Regions from separate parts of the Homo sapiens genome. Here region 1 is linked to region 2. A link is a contact called in ENCODE Hi-C or POLR2A ChIA-PET data. All regions are on one chromosome and are shown on one strand. The core of a region is the stretch at or near the end of the contact, and the rest is flanking DNA. Distances in the headings are between cores, read along the strand shown. Region 1 overlaps TTC39B (tetratricopeptide repeat domain 39B). Region 2 has its middle 44 kb from the start of TTC39B.

The links. A loop is a pair of places that touch in the nucleus more often than their neighbours do. ChIA-PET counts read pairs that join two places held with the same protein, here RNA polymerase II (POLR2A). Pooled maps may share reads with other maps.
Region 1: a map of CD4-positive, alpha-beta T cell shows a loop between it and region 2 (5-fold over the local background). The contact joins two enhancer-like sites. A Hi-C loop is called at or near these places in 7 of 168 maps with a recorded cell type or tissue (B cell, CD4-positive, alpha-beta T cell, CD8-positive, alpha-beta T cell and 3 more), 13 of 37 single-sample maps with no recorded cell type and 15 of 50 pooled maps. POLR2A ChIA-PET finds 5 or more read pairs at or near these places in 2 of 52 experiments (both activated T-cell).

What each region holds. Positions count from the first base shown.
Region 1 is chr9:15,208,778-15,213,412 of GRCh38, reverse strand. It overlaps TTC39B (tetratricopeptide repeat domain 39B), which reads left to right. Exons shown (of 20, transcript NM_152574.3): 5 at 2,016-2,147; 6 at 3,249-3,325. Among named protein-coding and RNA genes, the nearest start is that of TTC39B, 96 kb to the left of the region's middle. Within about 2 kb of position 2,137, at least 4 of the 41 ENCODE cell types and tissues checked have a DNase peak (open chromatin) inside an H3K27ac peak, as active enhancers do.
Region 2 is chr9:15,348,931-15,353,145 of GRCh38, reverse strand. No RefSeq gene overlaps it. Among named protein-coding and RNA genes, the nearest start is that of TTC39B, 44 kb to the right of the region's middle. Within about 2 kb of position 2,870, at least 4 of the 41 ENCODE cell types and tissues checked have a DNase peak (open chromatin) inside an H3K27ac peak, as active enhancers do.

The sequences.
Region 1 (4,635 bases), core at 888-3,387, 140 kb after region 2:
TTAAGATTTAGAATAGCTGTAATCAAGATGGGTCAGCTATTGTTTCACAGGTTAAGAACAAATGATGAAATCGATAATGAAGCCCTGTAGTCTAAGGAAATTTTCCAGTGTTGTCTTCAATATTTGCCTCACAATCTCCACCTTGCCTGTCCTCTGCTTTTTTCCTTCTGTCCTCCTCTGTCCCTCAGACTTCTTTGTCTCCTGTCTCTACCTCCTTTTGTCTGCTTGTCTTTCCCTCTCTCAGTCTCTCCTTCTCTTTTCTCAGCCTACTTGCCTGTCTTCTTTGGGTTTTTAAATGCTTTTATTGATGAGCCATAGTTGTACCTATTTTTGGAGTACATGTGATAATTCCTTACCTGTATACAGTGTTCAGTGATCGATCAGGTTAACTGGGTTATCCATCACCTCAAACATTTATCTGTTCTTAGTGTCAGGAACATTTATAATTATTCTCTTCTAGCTATTTTGAAATAATGATAAATTATTGTTAATTATAATTTCTCTATTATTAAATACTAGAAGTTATTGCTTCCATTTAACTGTATTTTTGTATCCATTATCTCCTTTGATTTTTATTCAAACGAGTCTTTCTCTGCCACTGACACACAGCTGGTCATAACATGGAATGAAAATAGGTGATTTAGTGTTGTGTTCAGTCAGGTTAGTCTCCGATTTTTGTACATGTTTCAGTGTTTAAATGGCTCACGCCTGTAATCCCAGCACTTTGGGAGGCCGAGGCAGATGGATCACCTGAGGTCGGGAGTTCGAGACCAGCCTGACCAACAGGGAGAAACCCTGTCTCTACTAAAAATACAAAAAATTAGCCAGGCATGGTGGTGCATGCCTGTAATCCCAGCTACTCGGGAAGCCGAGGCAGGAGAATCACTTGAACCCGGGAGGCGGAGGTTGTGGTGAGCCGAGATTGTGCCATTGTACTTCAGCCTGGGCAACAAGAGCGAAGCTCTGTCTCAAAAAAAATTAAATAAATAAAAATACTTTTCCCTCACTTGAATCATTTTTTTTTTTTTTTTTGCTTCTTGAAAGAGCTTTCAGTTAAAAATGTGAGGTTTGAAACCACAATTAATGATTAACTTTGGGCTGCTCTGATTCCTTGTGGTTCTTTTGAACAGATAGTGCCCTCAATGTTCAGGACAAGCTGCAAATTACCAAAGGATGTTTAGACTATTTCCATGGAGGCAAAGAATAATGTGGCTTGCATTTGTTTTGCATGGCAGCAGGCTGTTATGCATTAATATTTAAATTAAAAACAAAACCATGCATTACCATTTTAAACCTTATAAATAATTAATACAGCTTAAGAAGTTTTGAGAAAATAAATGATGTTCTCATAGCCCGAGAATCTGGATGTCTGCCATCTATTAGGACTAGTTCTAGTTAACATCCTTAAGAATCCTGAAGCAGTTCTCACTGTAACTTGATGATTTGAAATATCAAGAACTTTAATCAGGAACTTCAGATAATGGGATTAGACTAGATACAAGGTCTGACAACTACTTTGGTCATGGCTCTTGTGACCAGCCTAACTTATTCCAAAATCTTGTTTGCTCTTGGCCTTTGGCTGGCGAGGAGAGGGATTATTTTATATAAGCCTTTATTTTTGAAAAAATATATCAGAATCTCTCTGTCAAAAAATACATTTCCAGCGGCCTTTATTTTAGCACTTATTTCAGAGCCAAAGGCCGTGTGCTGCCCCTTTTTCAACAGAAAACAGTTTGCTTGCAATCTGCCTGCAGGCTGCCCTCTTGTGTTGAAATAGGGAAATGCATATTGTCCCCTTCAACCTGGAACATTTTGTTCTGCCTGTGTGGGTTTACATTGGAAAGTCCTTGGTACTTGAGTTTTTAAGAGGTTACTTTTCACCACCCATATAATTTCAGTGATTATGGTGAAGGAATAAAGGTTACTGTGCAAGTCAGGACATGCATTTACTAGGATTTCTTATGATCAGTATTTCCATTGAATTAAAATGTCTGAATTCCCTGTGTTCTTCCCAGGGCTAAGGAGAGTATGTACCATGCCTTGGGCTACAGTACCATTGTGGTGTTGCAGGCTGTCCTGACCTTCGAGCAACAGGACATCCAGAACGGCATTTCTGCCATGAAGGACGCTTTACAAACCTGCCAAAAGTATGACGAGTCATTAAATACTTAAGATGTGACTGCAAACTTTTATGCCTGTGTGACAAAAATAATGTCATTTGCCTGACCAAAAGCTCTGTGTTTGAAATTGGCCACAGTTACAGAAAAGAAATTCAGCCTCGAAGCTGAAGGATTCCCATTTGGCATCTACATATTCCACTTTTCTTTTTGATAGCCTGGGGTCTGAGCTACAGAGATCTGGGGGGGATTTCGGGGGGATTTCAGTGGGATTAGCAGCAAGCATCTCTCAATGTAGATGACATTAGGTACTGCATGCCAAACCAAGCCACACAAGGAACATTCTTGTTTTAAGTGGGAGATGCAAATTCATGAGGGAATGTTTTATTTGTTTAAGAAGGACCTGTTTTTGAACACTTTTGTTTGGTGAAAATGAGATAGATTTTTAGTTTTATTTTAAGCTTTACTTTGTGTGTATAGGAAGACCCTATCAAAATTTTTTTCAAGGGGTAAGTTATTTTGATATCTTTTAAAAAATGATAGGTGTTTCACAGTATGGAAGATGCTTGGTTTGTGGACATTTAGGAATATTCAAGAATCCAGGAATGGCTGGCTGCAGCACCCTGATCAGATGGATGGGAGGAAATGACCCCTGTTGCTGTCAATTGCTTGATGTGCCCCCCATAGGACTAGGGCAGAAGGTTCATGATCAGAAGGTTAACATGGGTGAAATTACATCCTGATGTAATTGTGTTGTAAGCTCCTCAAATGAAGAGAGCTTCCAAATATTGCACTTTAACTTCATTTTTAACCTGTGGAGAATTTTACCACAAATACTGATTTTAGTTATAGGGATAAGGGAAGGTACTTTGGAGGTTAGTTTTCATTGGTGTGTGTGGGTTTCCCCACGTGGTGTTCAGTAGCACAGACTGAGTTCCCACAAATGGCTAGCCAGTGCTGCATGTAGAGTGTTGGAAAAGGATGATCTGTGTCCTATAGACTTCAGGGTTTAGAGTTTCAGCTTTTTGACTCTTTGGTGTGATAGTGACTGAAATGAACGTCAAATGAAAATGAGCTCAGCCTGATTTTTTTTTTCTATTTTCTATCTCCCTTTTTATTTATTCAATGTAGATACAGGAAAAAATACACAGTTGTAGAATCTTTCTCAAGTCTTCTTTCTAGAGGATCCCTGGAGCAACTGAGTGAAGGTAAAAGTCATTTAAAAGATCACTTTTTTCCTTGATTTTAATAGTTAAATGATCATCTCATAAAATTCCATCCTGAAGTATATAAAGTAAATGGAATGTCTTTTTCTCTTCCCTATCATACTCACCCTCTGGAAGAAATCATTGTTAATAGTTCATTTTGAAGCCTTTTCTGTGTACATACTCAAATACATAAATAAGGTACACATAAGGTTTTTGTTGTTGCTCATGGATTGTTCATTTTTTTTTTGCAAGCATAGAATCACATAATAGGTGTTGTCCTACAATGTGAATTTGACATTGACACTTCCCCAGATCGTTACATGTGAGTGTTTAACAGCTGTGTGGTATTCCATAGGATTGATATACTGTACTTTACTTGGCTTTTCTCTATGGTTTTTATTTTTTCACTGATATGAATAATGGTGTCCTAGAATCCTTATACATATGGATTCATGCATTTTAAAAAGTTATTTCATAAGATAGATTCCTAAAAGTGGAAGAACCAGGACTGACAGTTTGAAAACTTACAATATTTATAGGTATTCCCAGTTTTTTTCTACATATAGGTCAGTTTATATTCTTAGCATTCATCTTTGAGAGTTTCAGTTTTCCACAAGCTATTAAACATTTTTTTCAAAGTGAAAGTAATTTTGATATCTTTTAAAAATGATAATGTTTCACAGTATGGAAGATGCTTGGTTTGTGGACATTTAGGAATATTCAAGAATCCAGGAATGGCTGGCTGCGGCACCCTGATCAGATAGATGGGAGGAAATGACCCCTGTTGCTGTCAATTGCTTGACGTGCCCCCTGGGACTAGGGCAGAAGGTTCATGATCAGTTCTGTCTTTTCAGTGTTACACTCTAGTCCACAATAGTTTACAAGAAAGGAGCATCTAAATATTCCTGTAGAAGGAAAAAAAAAAGTCCTTCAAATGTCACTATTGTAGAATAAAGCTTTTGCCATCCCAGGAGAATCTGTGCCTGTATTGCCATTGTCAAACATGTTCTCTGAAGAGGTAACACAAAATACTAGAATATACCATACTAGAGAACACAAAATACAAAGCTACTAGAAGTAGCTTTGGCTGATTAGAGCAAGAGCAATTCTGGATATTGCTGTCAGAGTAGTTTCTAATGGTCAAGTGTATGTCAGACATATTTTTGAGTGTGTTTTATTAGGAAGTTTTGTTTATTTTGTTAGATGAGTATTATCAACTTGTTATGGACGTTGGAGAACTTGGGAACATTTGCATGATGTGAAGCTAGAGTATTGATTATAGGAGAGGAATTATGAGACATTTCACATCT
Region 2 (4,215 bases), core at 1,621-4,120:
CAATATAAAACAATATGAGAGGGTCTGTCTCTCTTCTCTCATTACAAAGGCAGTCTGATCCCCAGGCAAGAAGAGGATTTGTTCCAGGAAAGGGTTATTATCTATCATCTTTATTTCAAGGTTCAACAATACACTACTATGCCCAGGAATGAACAAGGGCAGCTTAGAGGTTAGAAGCAAGATGGAATTGGTGAGGTCAGATCACTTGCACTGTCATAATTTTCTCACTGTTATAATTTTTGCAAAGGTAGCTTCAACTTGAATGGTACAGAAACATTTTTAAAAGAACACACCTAAAACTGAACTCATTATCTTCCTCCCAAAATCTGTCCTTCAGTGTTTCCTCTCAGGTGTCCTAGGCTTTGGTCTAGATTCCCTTTCTTGCTCTCTCTGACCTTCTTAAGAAACTGAAGCCAGCCTGGTGGGATGATCACAGGTAAAGGGGGCCCTGAGATAGGTGGTTCTCAGACCCATCCAAAGTAGGAAGATTGTTTTCCTATGACTACACAGCGAGGTGGAGAAATTGACTATAAAGTTGAGTTTGCAGCTGGAAAAACAGGATTGAGCACTGAGGCCAAAGCACTAGCAAAGACAAATACTGGAAACAAGGATCAACGTTGGTGGTTGGGAAATTTGAAACCAACATAGGCTAAGTAGTGAACACACGGTTGAAAAGAGTGGACCAGAAGTGAGTTATTTAGGTGGAAGTGGGGTAAGGGTTGTAGATTAGCTATTGGGGACAATGTTCACTATTTGGGTGATGGGTCCACTAGCAGCCCAGACTTCACCATAATGCAGTACAAGCCTGTAAGAAATCTGTACTTGTATCTCTTAAATATATTAAAATTTAAAACATTTTTTAAAAGTAAATAAAAAAAGTGGGACGATAAAGAAAAAAAGTGAGTTATTAATGGTGGGTGGAAGTAGCAACTTTCCTTTAAGTACTGGTGAATTGTATTGCTGAGTAAACGTCGTGGCATAAACAGTATCTTCACATCCTTAGCTGTGGCACTGAAATGAAGCTGTATGGATTGGTGATTGGTCTATGAAGACAAAAACTTTGTGAGAATTGGGAATAATTATTTTTTAAAAGACAAGTGGAATTTAAGAATTTTATCTATATCAGGGCCGGGCACAGTGGCTCACGCCTGTAATCCCAGCACTTTGGGAGGCCAAGTCAGGCGGATCATGAGGTCAGGAGATTGAGACCATCCTGGCTAACATGGTGAAACCCCGTCTCTACTAAAAATACAAAAAAAATTAGCCTGGCATGGTGGCAGGCACCTGTAGTCCCAGCTACTCGGGAGGCTGAGGCAGGAGAATGGCGTGAACCCGGGAGGCGGAGCTTGCAGTGAGCCGAGATCGAGCCACTGCACTCCAGCCTGGGCGACAGAGCGAGACTCCGTCTCAAAAAAACAAACAAACAAAAAAACAAAAAAAGAATTTTATCTAGATCAAAACATGCAAGTATGTTGATTTCCCAAACTTTTGATGTAAGTGCAAGACCTTCCCTTTGAGTTTAGGTTCACTCTTGGAATTCCTATACTCTTTCTTGCTTGAACTACCCCCTTAATTTCCATCATCACAGAAATTTCACTGGACAGTCTTAACTGTCACCTGAACACCAAAATGCCATGCAAAGTCCCTGATACTTCTTTTTCCAGCCTGACTTTCTGTCAATCCCTCATGCTCATCTTTGGCCACAGTCACACTATTAACACCACTTGTAGACTAAACACAGCAGCTATTTCATATTACTGCAGTCATACATGCTAATCCTTCACTAGAATACTGGTTCAGTTGAATGGGGCCTTGTGAATTCCTACTCAATCCCTTATGATCCAACACAGTTGACAATTCTTGTCATCTTTCCTGATTCTCCCAGGCATGAATAGTTGATTTGTTCTCTTTGTTTTAACAGCATTGTGTACATATTCTACAAAGCACTTACCACATCCTCTCTCCTCCAACAGACTGAGTTCTTTGAGGCCAGGAACCACATGTTATCCATCTTCGTATTGCTGGTAGCTAACGCAGGTCCTGGCATATAGTAGGTTCTTGATCAATATTTATTGAATAAATACAGTAAATACTGTCTGGTAATAGCTTTTTATTTATTTATTTATTTATTTATTTATTTGAGATGGAGTTTCACTCTCGTTGCCCAAGCTGGAGTGCAATGGAGCAATGTCAGCTCACTGTAGCCTCCACCTCCCAGTTTCAAACGATTCTCCTGCCTCAGCCTCCCCAGTAGCTGGGATTACAGGCATGCGCCACCATGCCCAGCTAATTTTTGTATTTTTAGTAGAGACGGGGTTTCGCCATGTTGACCAGGCTGGTCTCGAACTCCTGACCTCAGGTGATCCGCCCGCCTCAGCCTCCCAAAGTGCTGGGATTACAGGTGCGAGCCACTGTGCCTGGCCGTAATAGCTTTTTAAGTGTGTGTATACCTTGTGCAAGATTAAGCTCCATCTCGTGTGACCACCAAGATGCTCTCTTGGGAAAGGATGCAAGACCAGGACTCAGATGAGTGTTGCAATTGTGGACACAGGGAGGGGCAGCCATGTATTTGCTGATCTCAGTCTATACCATAATTTTTTTTTTTAGTTTCCTTGTATGGTTACTGCACCATGCTATAATATTTGGTTATAGTCTGAATAACACATGCAAAGAGACAGATTTGCCATCCTAAATAATAATTAGAATGGCTAAAATTAATTTCCCTTTCATGTATATAGGTAAATCAACTATTTGTAATCCTGGTGACACATTAGAGTCATCTCTAGAACTTAAGCATTTTTAATGCCTGGGCATCACTTCAGATTGAATGAATCATGATTTCTGGCGTGGAGCCAGGCGTCAGTATTTTCAGAGAGATCCTGGGTGATTCTTTGTGTAGCCAAAGTGGCATACAACAGTCAGCAAAGTGCTGAGTTACACCCAACGTGCAGGTGGTCATTATTCAGTCCAGGTATGTTTTCCTTAGTCAGTTGGTTTCAGAACATGATGGTGGAACATATCAAGTGGTTGTTATTACCAGCAAAGTTTAGCTGCTCCATGAGCTGTATTTGTTGGGTGGATAGTGGCAGGCAGAGCAAATGACATCTATATGTTTGGTGTTTTTGGTGAAAGAGGAATTAAGGTCAAATGCGAGGGGAGTTCCAATCTTCAAATTGATCATTGATAACATTTCTGGTGCCCCTGTTACTTGCTCACCCCTGCCCTTTACTAGGGAAAGCAGAGGCAGCAGAGATGTGGTCCTTGCCCTCAGTGGAGGAGGTGACAGGGAGGGGAGGAAGAGTTGCAAAGCCACTCTTACCCTCTAGACACTTTCTATGTGTTATCTCATGTAATCCTCATGATAGCCTAGTAAATTAGATGTGACTGTTGTCACACAAAAAATGGATTCTCGGCCAGGTGTGGTGGCTCCTGCCTGTAATCCCAACACTTTGGGAGGCCAAGGTGGATGGATCACCTGAGGTCAGGAGTTGGAGACCAGCTTGGCCAACATGGTGAAATCCTGTCTCTACTGAAAATACAAAAATTAGCAGGCGTGGTAGCCCGTGCCTGTAATCCCAGCTACTTGGGAGGCTGAGGCAGGAGAATCGCTTGAACCCCGGAGGCAGAGGTTGCAGTGAGCTGAGATTGTGCCATTGCACTCCAGGCTGGGTGACAAGAGCAAAACTCCATCTCAAAAAAAAAAAAAAAAAAAAGAGAGAGAGAAAATGGATTCTCTTAATTTCCTCTTCCACAAAATGGGAATATTAATTGTTTTTACCTCCTTGAGTTGTTGTGTAGGTTAGAGGAAATTAATACATATTAAGCTCTTAGCATCACTGAACATACTAAGCATTCAATAAACACTGGAGATTCTTGTTATTGCCCAAGGTCTTAAAATGAGCAAGTGGCGAGGGAGCTAGGATTAAAACCTAAGGCTGTCTAACTCCGGAAGTCATGTACTTTCTTCTCAGCTTTGCAGGCCAGGTGGGGATTTAAGAATAACGCTATGAAAGCTGGGCACTGTGGTGCACACCTGTAGTCCAAGCTACTTGGGAAGCTGAGGCAGGAGGATCACTTGAGGCCAGGAGTTCGAGGCTGCAGCGTGCTATGATTGTGCCTATGAATAGCCACTGCATTCCAGCACAGGCAACACAGCAAGACCCCGTCTCTAAAAATAATGACAATAATAATAATTCCATGAAACTACAATATGAA